3 separate regions of the Homo sapiens genome follow, and all the other regions are linked to region 3. The links are chromatin contacts, found by Hi-C or POLR2A ChIA-PET in ENCODE. All regions are on one chromosome and are shown on one strand. The core of a region is the stretch at or near the end of the contact, and the rest is flanking DNA. Distances in the headings are between cores, read along the strand shown. Region 1 overlaps SLC9A7 (solute carrier family 9 member A7). Region 2 holds the start of CHST7 (carbohydrate sulfotransferase 7). Region 3 overlaps KDM6A (lysine demethylase 6A).

Region 1 (3,755 bases), core at 841-3,340, 1.8 Mb after region 3:
AGGCTGATGCAGGAGAATTGCTTGAACCCAGGAGGCAGAGGTTGTAGTGAGACGAGATCGCACCACTGCACTCCAGCCTGGGCGACAGAGTGAGACTCCGTCTCAAAAAAAAAAAAAGAGGTACTCAAACTAGGCTAGTAAAATACAAGTGGGGAGTGTTGTTTGGAGAATATGTCAGGCACTGACAGCAGAGCCCAAGCAAGGCGTTGTGTTCTAGCACCACTGATTATGTTCTTTCTTCCTTCCACATGCCTCTAAGTCACTCAGCCCCAAACTACAGGTTTTGTTTGCAGAGAAACGAAAAATGTCTTCCTGGTCTCAAAGCACTGATACCTAGTATCAGTGGGGGACAGAACAAAGAGAAATCTAGGATTGGTGATGGTAATCAATTCAATGACAACATAAACAATTGGTATCTCACCAGGTTATACATTCAACAAATATTTGTTGAGCAGCTTACCATATGCTAGGCTCTGGGAACATAAGAGTCAACAACAGGGACAAAAATCCTGCCCTCCCTTCATAGGGCTTACATTCTAGCAGGGGGAAAGATGTTTAAAAATAAGATAAATGCGTTAAATAGTATGTTGTAAGTGGTAAGGAGGAAAGGAGCTCAGGCAGTGTCGTGGGATGTGCTGAGGTAGGACAGTGGTACACTATCAGAGAACAAGGAAAGAAGTTCCACTGAAAAAGGCACTAAACTCGTGGTGACACATGCCTGTCATCCCAGCTACTTAGGAGGCTAAGGCAGGAGGATCACTTGAGCCCAGGAGTTCGAGACCGGCGTGGGCAACAAAGTGGAACTCTGTCTCTGTAAAAAAAAATACAAAAATTAGCCTGCTGCGGTGGTGCGCACCTGTGGTCCCAGCTACTCAGGAGGCTGAAGTGGGAGGATTGCTTGAACCCAGGAGGTCAAGGCTGCAGTGAGCTGAGATCACACCACTGCACTCCAGCATGGGTGACAGAGTGAGACTCTGTTCTCAAAAATAAAAATAAGTTCAGAAAAAAAAATTTAAAGGTACTAAGCTATCATAATACATAATACAACAGGCAGCTGCTCATCTTCTTTTCATTACATTTTCTGCCAGCAGTTACTTTTTTTGATGTTTTTAAAAACAAATGCCTACACCCATTACCTAAACTAACAAAAAAAGTTCAAAAAATGTTACCTAAAATAACAACAACAACAAAAAAAAACCCTACTGTATGTATAAGACTGTGTAAAGCACTAAAGGGGATATGCCAGAAACAGCATACAACAATTGCTATCCTCTGAGAGTTCATAGCTAACTGAAGGTGAATTCTACAAAAGCAAAAAAGCATCGTAAGGAAATTCCAGCAGCCATTCTTTTAGTTTATACTATAGCAGTGGGGTTCTCAAGGTTCTCCGGGGAACCATTAGGCAATGTGAGAAGGGAGGGCACCTCAACATCTAGGTGGGTGTTGATGGCACTCTAGAGCAACAGTGCCAACTGCGTTATTACATACGCTGATTTTAAATACAGCATGGCACATTCAGGCAGAAATGGCTCAACTGATGAGTGTATTTGTCTCCAGAGAAGACAATGGAATACATTTATCTCCAGGGAGAAAGGGAGGCCGGTTTTTCAGTTTGCCTTCTAACTTTTGAATTTTGTACTATCATATGTATTATCTTGTCCAACAACTACTTATAAAAGGAGTGACTTTTAGGACTGTATTGTAAGAATACATTCAGGACTGAATATAAAGACCTGGAAGCTAGCTGTGCACAAATGATCTCTAAAGCCACACATCAGAGAGCCAAAGTTATGTGAGCAAGGACTGCCCCTTAGGCACTTCCACATTTAGGTAAACAGAGTGAAAGCAGGGACAAGTGGGAAGACAGAAGGACTGCCATGTGACAAGAAGAACCGCATTCAGAAATACAACTAAATGCATCATGGAATGTACCTGGAATAGGGAAGTGGACAGTGAGGGCCCCCATAGATTTAGAGGTAAGAGAATGAAGGTTCCCTCAGTGTTAGCCAGCAAAATTGTCATATGTTGGATGTAACTGGCAAATTGAGGGAGTAAACCAGATGAGCTGTTTGTATGCCCTTAAGAGCCTGGGAATCCCCAAACTGCAATGTGACTCACCTGGAATGCACCTGAGATTCGTTTAGGGAAAACCCAGTCCATTCTGTGGAATCTAGTTTGAAAAAAATACTGTGGGAAAAAAAAGAGAGAGAGAGAGAGAAGAAAGGCTGACTCCAAAAGTCAGATGATGAGATCATGCATGTAACCACTGATAAAGGAAAGGATACAGTGGCTGTTAGTGGGGAGAGGTGGAGTCAAGGCTATTCCAGCAAGGAGATGGACCCATCAGGCTTTTCCAGTCTATTTATGAGCATACCATAACCAATTGCCTCTGTTCTTCCTCTGTCCTTTCTAAGCAACTTTCTGATGACAACCTGGGGTCCCCTGCTACTTGCCTACTCAGAAAAAAAATGCTCTGCTCAGCCTGAACATACATTCTGCTCTGCAACAGCCAAATCTCTTATCATAAATTAATCGATTGGCACTCTGGTTTAGCCTCAGGCTCTCTGAGCCTGATTAACGTGAGCCTGACCCCAAGAGACAGTCACCCAGGCTGCTGACGATTTCAGCTTTTGAGCCAGCAATGGCATTGTCTAGAGTCTGGGCAAATGGAGAAGGCCCCCTGTTGGGGCCTCTTGCAGCCTGCCAGCAACACCTGTGCCACAGGCCTTACCATCAAACTGCAATAGCATCTGTTTTCCCAGGTCTATTTCATAGCTCACTCCTGTTATGACAGCCATGGCTCTGTCCTCCACATTTGTTTTAAGGGTGAGCCACTATTTTCTCTTAATCCAATCACTTCATATGGGGTAAAAGTCACTGTTAAAAGCCAACAGAAAACCGCGTGGCATAAAGCAATCACAAAGATCACAAACATACAGATTCTTCATCATTGAATTGACTGTCCTACTCTGACATAGTTGACTGAGCACGACACACAGAAAAGAGAGAATCCCTTGTGGCTTAGTGTAAAGAGAGGAAGTAGGCTGTATTTCCTCCTTCCCTGGTCCCATTCCTTCCCTTCTACCTCGGAGGCAACTGTCATTCATTTTAGTCTGTATCCAGTCCAGGTTTACTAAATATACATGTCCGCAGATACATAATAAATATTCTTTTGCTCATTTTAACTTACATAAATAGTATCATATAGAATTAGGAAGCAGGTGTAGCTGCTGGAACAAAGACCAAAATAATGGTGGCTTAGACAAGTTTCTCTTTCCTTCACAGAAGAGTCAGTGCATAAGTATTCCTGGGATGAAGTGGTGGCTCCCTACTCCTCCCTCACTACCCCTCCCTAATCTTCCTGCTCTACCACCAAGAGGGTGTTGCCCTCACCATCAGGCCCACGTGTCAGGCAAAGGGAAACGAGAAAACAACCAGGGAAGGCACTCCCTTTAACGGCACAGCCTCTAAATTACACACACACACACACACACACACACACACACACACACACTTCCACTGATATCCTATTGGCCAAGTACTTGGTCATATGATCATATTTGGCTGCAAGAGAGGCAAGAAAATAAAGTCTTCTTTCTGGGAGGTCATTGAACCTTCTAAAAGTCTATTATGAGGAAAAAAATGGAAAGCAGATACTGGGGGACAAGCAGCATTTTCTGTTGTATTAACTGAATGAATTTTGCTGCATCTCCCTTTTTTAACTCCATATTATGTTTTTTGCAGGTTACTGTGTT
Region 2 (3,494 bases), core at 807-3,306, 1.7 Mb after region 3:
GGCCAGGCACAGTAGCTCAGGCCTGTAATCCCAGCACAAGGCCGAAGTGGGAGGATCACTTGAGCCCACGAGTTCAAGACCAGCCTGGGCAACATACAGACCCCGGTCTCTACAAAAAACAAACAAACAAACAAAATTAGCTGGGTGTGGTCCACATGCCTGTGGTCTCAGCTGCTTGGGAGGCTGAGGTAGGAAGATCGCTTGGGCTTGAGAGGTTGAGGCTGCAGTGAGTGGTGATAGTGCCACCGCACTCCAGCCTGGGTGACAGAGCCAGACCCTGTCTCAAAGCTTTTTAAAAAAGCCAGAGAGGAGGGAAAAGTGAAAACAGAAGGGAAAGTTGTAGATTAATATTGCAAAATCATATCCTTGCTATAAACGAGATGTGTACAGAGGTCAATGCATATATGAGTTTGGTAGTGGAAAAGTGAGAGATCGTCTAACATGGTTTCTTTATGAAGTAGGCAGTAAGGTCATGTGCTGAGAAGAGGTGGGTGGGGGAAGAGGGGTATCAGAAGTCTGAGGAGACTAGAGAAGGTTTGAAATCATCATAATGGAACTGGAGACTGGGAAGTGACATGAAGAACCTAAGATTTCAGCAACCATTTCAGGTTGATGATTATGAGGTTATCTTGATGCTGATCTGTTCTGTGGGCTCCCAAAGTGCTGAGATTACAGGCGTGAGCCACTGTGCCTGGCTCACACCTGTGGAGAAATGTTTCGCAGTGGTGTTTGCAGGCACAGAGAAAGCCAAAAGCAGGGTTTGGGGGATTTTGCTAGATGAGTAATGAAAAGGCAGAGGGCACGTGAGTTTAGCTTATTGGAGGGAGTGTTATTAAAATAATGGTATGGCATCTTTCAGCTGAATATGAAAAATTGAGAAGAAAGTGGGGGTGGTGGTCAAAAAGTGGAGGTTGGAGAATAGGGAAGATTTGAACAACTGGCTGGAAGAAGAGGGGAATTGTGGAAAGAAAACGAAATGCTTGAGTCAGTGGTTTCACAGGTGGAGTAGCTTCCGTGATGAAAAAGACCAGTGGAGAGCATTGCATATGTTCTCACTCTTCCAATTTGAACACCTTCCCCTGGTGGAGATAAGTAGATATGCTTTCTATGTTTTATTAACTTTACAACACCTTCCCCAAGCTGGTGAAAGGAAGCTCTCACTTCCTTATTCATTAGCCTGATGAAACAGAGCAAAATGTATCTTTTTTGGTTCTGTTTTGAATTTTAGTAACTCTAGTCTTCATCTGCCTGTTGGACTTCCTGTCTCTTTTTCATCTATCTTTGGGTACACATTTCTTCTTACGGGTCCTTTTAAACACCGAGCTCCTGAGAAAGGTCACCATTCTACCACTTTGATTCTGTAAATGTCTTTTGCTCATAGGTGTCAGAATAGGCTGGGTTATACTGTGGTAACAACCCCCAAATCTCGCAATCCCAGGAGGTACATGGGTACTAAGAATTATTCACATTTTACAAATGACCAAACTGGGCCCCAGAGTATTGGTAAAATGTGCAGAGCCCATCAGCTGGTGAAACCCTAAGGAACACAACACTTAGAATTTCACAAAGGCTAGACTTTATGAAATGTGCTGCGTGGATGCAGTAGTATCTCCAACCCCCCTGGACCGCTCTGCCACGTACAATCTTCTATCTTTCAGTCCGGAACTCAGTAACACCCACTCCAGGGCTGATGGGGGCGCTGGATGTATAGTGGCGAGTGTTTATCTGCCTAGGATAGCGATGGCTAGGCAGGGGACATAAAACAGAAGAGGCAGTGACCTTCTCCGGGTGGGGTCTATGGCCCTTTACTGGGTACATTCTGTACACACAGGCCCCTCCTTTGCCTGAAGTCATTGATGAAGACTTCATTACGGAGGGTTTGGGGAAAGGTGGGGGTCTGGCTGGGTAAGCCGGCGTCCCAGCCCCGCTACAGCCCCGCCCAGATCTGGCAGAGCCGTGGGCGAACCCAGGCGGGCAGAAAGGCGGGGCGGGCGGCTGCCAAGCCGGCCAATAGGCGGCTCTCCGGCTGCTAAGCCGAGAGGGCAGGGGCGCCGTCAGTAGCACCACCGCCTTCCAAGTTTCCCCTTGTGGATGCGCGGCCCCGCGGCTCTGCTCCTCCCGGCGCAGAGGGGCCGGGAGAGGCCACAGGAGCGGACCTGGCACGGGATTTCTGAGGAACGGGAGAAGACTGGCGCCCGACCCGCTCTGGAGGGTCGGTGAACGATGAAGGGCCGGCGGCGGCGACGCCGAGAGTACTGCAAGTTCGCGCTGCTGTTGGTGCTGTACACGCTGGTGCTGTTGCTCGTCCCCTCCGTATTGGACGGCGGCCGCGACGGGGACAAGGGCGCCGAGCACTGCCCCGGCCTGCAGCGCAGCCTGGGAGTGTGGAGCCTGGAGGCGGCGGCGGCCGGCGAACGCGAGCAGGGAGCGGAGGCGCGGGCCGCCGAGGAAGGGGGCGCGAACCAGTCTCCTCGGTTCCCAAGCAACCTCAGCGGCGCTGTCGGGGAGGCAGTGTCTCGCGAGAAGCAGCACATCTACGTGCATGCCACCTGGCGCACCGGCTCGTCCTTCCTGGGCGAACTCTTTAACCAGCACCCGGACGTTTTCTACTTGTATGAGCCCATGTGGCATCTATGGCAGGCGCTGTATCCGGGCGACGCCGAGAGCTTGCAGGGCGCGCTGCGCGACATGCTGCGTTCGCTCTTCCGCTGCGACTTCTCCGTGCTGCGGCTGTACGCGCCGCCGGGGGACCCCGCTGCGCGCGCCCCGGACACGGCCAATCTTACCACGGCCGCCCTCTTCCGCTGGCGGACTAACAAGGTCATCTGCTCGCCGCCACTGTGTCCTGGCGCACCCCGTGCCCGGGCCGAGGTGGGCCTCGTCGAGGACACCGCCTGCGAGCGCAGCTGCCCACCCGTGGCGATACGCGCCCTGGAGGCCGAGTGCCGAAAGTACCCGGTGGTGGTCATCAAGGACGTGCGCCTGCTCGATCTGGGCGTGCTGGTGCCCCTGTTGCGTGATCCAGGCCTCAACCTGAAGGTGGTGCAGCTTTTCCGCGACCCGAGGGCGGTGCACAACTCGCGCCTCAAGTCTAGGCAGGGACTGCTGCGCGAGAGCATCCAGGTGCTGCGCACCCGCCAGAGGGGCGACCGCTTCCACCGTGTGCTGCTGGCGCACGGCGTGGGTGCTCGCCCCGGGGGCCAGTCTCGCGCGCTGCCCGCCGCGCCGCGCGCCGATTTCTTCCTGACCGGTGCGCTCGAGGTGATCTGCGAAGCCTGGCTGCGCGATCTGCTTTTCGCGCGCGGCGCGCCCGCCTGGCTGCGGCGCCGCTACCTGAGGCTGCGCTATGAGGACCTGGTGCGGCAGCCACGCGCCCAGCTGCGCCGCCTGCTGCGCTTCTCCGGGCTACGCGCGCTCGCAGCGCTCGATGCCTTCGCGCTCAACATGACTCGCGGCGCGGCCTACGGCGCCGACCGGCCCTTCCACCTGTCAGC
Region 3 (3,806 bases), core at 772-3,271:
AATATTTTGCTGTGTATAGAATTCACAGTGGACAGTTATTTTCTTTAAGTACTTGACAAGTGTTGTGCTATTTTTTTTTTTCCTGTCTGGTTTAGATGAGAAATTTGCTGTCATTTGAATTGGTGTTCCCCTATAAAGTAATGTATCATTTCTCTCTGGCTGTTTTCAAGATTTTTTTGTCTTTAGTTTTCAGAAGTTTAATTGTGATGTATTGGTGTGGGTGTCTTTTTTATTTGGGGTTTACTCACCTTTTTGTATCTTTAGCGTATTTCACCAAATTTGGGAAGTTTTCAGCCATTATATCTTTGAATACTTTTTCAGTCCTATTCTCTCTCATCTTCTGGGACTCTGAGAAGAGTCTTAGCTTTTTCGATTTTTGTCCATAGGTCCCTGAGGCTTTGTTCTTTTTTTTTTTTTTTTTAGTCTGTTTTCTCTCTTGTTTAGATTGACATAATTCTACTGATTGGTTCACTGACTCTGTCGTCTATCATTTCCACTCTTTTATTGAGCTCATTCAAAGAGTTTTTATTTTAGGTTTTTTTTTTTTTTTTGGTTTTATAATTTCCATTTGGTTCTTCTAAAATAACATTTGCTGAGATTTCTGTTTATTTGTTTTAAGAGCAGTTGCAATTGCTTGTTGAAGCGTTTTGTTGACTGCTTTAAAATCTTTATTTTTGTCAGGTAATTAAAAAATCTGATTTACCTCAGTATTGTGTCTGTTGATTGTTTCTCCTCATTCATAATATACTTTCCTGGTTTCTGGTATGGCATGAGATTTTCATTTGTACTCTGGACATTTTGGATATCATACATATTTTGAGAACTGTGCATCTTGTTCCTTTTTTCTTTTAAGAGACAGGGTCGTGATCAGTCATCCAGACTGGAGTGCAGTGATGTGATCATAGCTTGCTGTAACCTCAAACTCCTGGGCTCAAGTGATTCTCCTACCTTGGCCTGCTGAGTAACTAGGACAACAGGTGTGTGCCACCATGCCTGGCTAATTTTGTTTTTTTGTTTTTTTTGAGATAGGGTCTTGCTCTGTTGCCCAGGTTGGTCTTGAACTCTAGGACTTAAGTAATCCGCTGCTTCAGCCTCTTGAGTAGCAGGAGTCACAGGTGTGCACCACAGCACCTGGCCTATTCTTTTTTATACTAGGCAGTTCCCTTGTTGAAGTGTAGTGCAAGGGTTAGGTGGGTGTGTTCATTCAGCTTCTTGCTGGGTCCTGCTGATAATTACTGTGGAAAAAGTGGGGCACTAAGTCATATGGCCTTAATGCAGACTGGTGGGATGGAAGTTCAATTCCTCCCTTACCCTCACATCTTCCTAACAAAAGTTGGGCACCATTTTATGCCACCTTGTTGCCTCTGAGTAGGGGTATAAGATGAACTTTCTGACGGGCCATGCTGCCTCAGCAAGAGAGAAGTAGGGAGGCTATCTCACACTGCACTGATGCTGCAGGGTGAAGAAAAAGCTCCTTACCTCATACCACTTCCCCTGAGTTGATGCCAGGTGGGGAATGGAAGCTCAGCCCCCTCTGGGTACCACTGGCATTTGAGAATGGCTGAAATGGTTGTCAGCTACTCTGTCTTACACTGCTTCATTTAGCCTTGATACTGGGTGAATGTGGAGGTTCAGCTCTTCACTGGTTACCACTGATACCAGGGGTTGGGGCAGGGAGTAGAAAGCTGACTGACTCTAACTCACATCTCCTTGTTCAGTCTTGTTGATGGCTGGGTAGGGGTGCAGGTTCAGGTTCTTGCTGGGTCCTGTTGACACCAGGCCTGTGTGTGCAGGAGGGAGGTGGGAGTGGAGTGGTGGTGAAAGGTAGTGGTGACTAACTGCTTCACGCAGCTTTATTAAGCCTCCTTGCTAATGGGTGGTGGTGGAAGCCTAGCTTGCCCCTAGACCCCACTGACACTATCTTAAATGGGTGAGTCTGAACACCGCTTGCTCTTACTGGGTGGAGTATGGAAGATCAGCTCCTCTTTTAGGCTTGCCACTAACCCAACAGGGGAACTGGAGCACCCCTGTGTGGGGGATGGAAGATCAATTCCCTGTTTTGTCTTGCCAACACAACCCTGGTAGGGGCTCCAGTCCCACAGCCTGCTTTTGCTGGGTGGAGGGTGTAGGAGCACTTATCCACTCTGCCCTTCCAGTACCACCTGGTGCAAAGCACCACCTGCTTCTTCTGCTTGGTGGTGGTGGTGGGGGGGTGTTAGATTAGCTGTATGCTTGGCTCCACTGAAACTGCGGAGGGAGGGAGAGGGAGGGTGTGTGTGTGTGTGTGTGTGTGTGTGTGTGTGTTTGTTTGTTTTCCATTGGTATTTAGCTTGAGTAAGATGGGTTTTGCCAGAAAGGTTTCTTTGGTAAGCTTACCCTTTTATCTGCTTCTGCTTTGTGGTGGGGTGTGTGTGTGTTTAGATTAGTTGTATGCTTGGCTCCACTGAAACTGTGGAGGGAGGGGGAGGAAGGGAGGGTGTGTGTGTATGCGTGTGTGTGTGTGTGTGTGTGTGTGTGTGTGTGTGTGTGTTTTCCATTGGTATTTAGCTCAAGTAAGATGGGTTTTGCCAGAAAGGTTTCTTTTGGTAAGCTTACTCTTTTACCTGCTTCTGCTTTGTGGTGGGGGGTGTATGTGTTAGATTAGCTATATGCCCGGCTCCACTGAAACTGGAGGAGGGTGTGTGTGTATATGTTTTCTTTTGGTACTTAGCTGGAGTAGGATGGGTTTTGCCAGAAGGGTTTCCTTTGTTAAGCTTACCCTTTTCCCAGCCTTTTGACTAGGAGGAACAGGCTTTTCTTGGAATTTTTTTTTTCTCTGTGACAGTTGGTGATACTGTATTGGGGTCTTCTGAAGCAGCATCCTGTCTTGGAAATATGGGTGGCAATACGAAAACCCAGGGATCTCATTGCCTTATTACTCCTCAAATTATGAAGTCTTTAGGAAATCTGCTGCTTTCTTTCCACTTTTCAGATACTTTCTATGCTTGTTTGTTGTATTATGTTCAGGGTTTTTTAGTTGTTAAGAGGGAGGACCTGGGAAGAATGAAGCTATGGTACTCCATTTTGGTGGAACTGGAAGGCTTATAGTAATTCAATTTTGAATTATGAAAGTTTTGTCTAAAGATATTATGTCGTGAACAAAATAAGTCAAATTTAGGAGAATCTTGTGACAAAATCACAACATATCCTCATTTTAAAGCTGTTTCTATTAGGGCGTGACCCATAACTGTTATTTCGGGGATATGGTTTAAATAACTAGAAGGCTTACTTTTGAATATCAAATGCTTTCTGTCATATTCTTTAAAGGAAGTAGATATTTACATGCAAAGAAAGAAACTGAAAGATAAACTGGATTATAGCAGAATGTCACTGTTATGGTTTGCCATCAAACAGCAGTTACTCTTTAGTTTCCTATGCCAAATATACCAGTATAACATAACATTCTGCTCCTTTCAACATATTAAGGCCAGCCAAACAAAATTTTTTCCCCAAAATTCTTAAAATGCTTAAAATAGGCAAAGTGATTCAGAAGTTTTTAGGAGTAGGAAGGAGAGGCGGTACGTACAGATATGTTTCTGTATGAATTTCAAATGAATAAGCAAGGGAAAACTTAATAGGTAGGAGGCATTAGTCTTCCTTAGGCAGGGAATAATTATTATTTCAGCAATGTACATGTAGTAAAGTTCTACAATTTTAATTCATTCTAGCTCTAAAAATTCTATGATTTTATCCTTTTTTCTGTTCTTTTAAACTTGTTCCTGTACAATTTATAGACTTTTTTTCTGAGAAAAATCTTCCTGGAGAAA

Evidence for each region. A loop is a pair of places that touch in the nucleus more often than their neighbours do. ChIA-PET counts read pairs that join two places held with the same protein, here RNA polymerase II (POLR2A). Pooled maps may share reads with other maps.
Region 1: a loop to region 3 is called in a map with no recorded cell type, with 7 times the contacts of the local background. The contact joins two enhancer-like sites. A Hi-C loop is called at or near these places in 3 of 37 single-sample maps with no recorded cell type and 3 of 50 pooled maps.
Region 2: a loop to region 3 is called in a map with no recorded cell type, with 4 times the contacts of the local background. The contact joins the promoter of CHST7 here to the enhancer-like site in region 3. A Hi-C loop is called at or near these places in 1 of 37 single-sample maps with no recorded cell type and 2 of 50 pooled maps. POLR2A ChIA-PET finds 5 or more read pairs at or near these places in 1 of 52 experiments (HEK293).

Annotation. Positions count from the first base shown.
Region 1 is chrX:46,708,426-46,712,180 of GRCh38, forward strand. The region is part of intron 1 of SLC9A7 (solute carrier family 9 member A7); the gene reads right to left. Among named protein-coding and RNA genes, the nearest start is that of SLC9A7, 49 kb to the right of the region's middle. RefSeq lists an enhancer at 1,526-2,725. Within about 2 kb of position 2,091, at least 4 of the 41 ENCODE cell types and tissues checked have a DNase peak (open chromatin) inside an H3K27ac peak, as active enhancers do.
Region 2 is chrX:46,571,709-46,575,202 of GRCh38, forward strand. CHST7 (carbohydrate sulfotransferase 7) reads left to right here and starts at 2,057. Exons shown (of 2, transcript NM_019886.4): 1 at 2,057-3,494. The coding sequence starts at 2,224. RefSeq lists silencers at 3,075-3,124, 3,245-3,304.
Region 3 is chrX:44,896,735-44,900,540 of GRCh38, forward strand. All of the region lies in intron 2 of KDM6A (lysine demethylase 6A), which reads left to right. Among named protein-coding and RNA genes, the nearest start is that of KDM6A, 25 kb to the left of the region's middle. Within about 2 kb of position 2,022, at least 4 of the 41 ENCODE cell types and tissues checked have a DNase peak (open chromatin) inside an H3K27ac peak, as active enhancers do.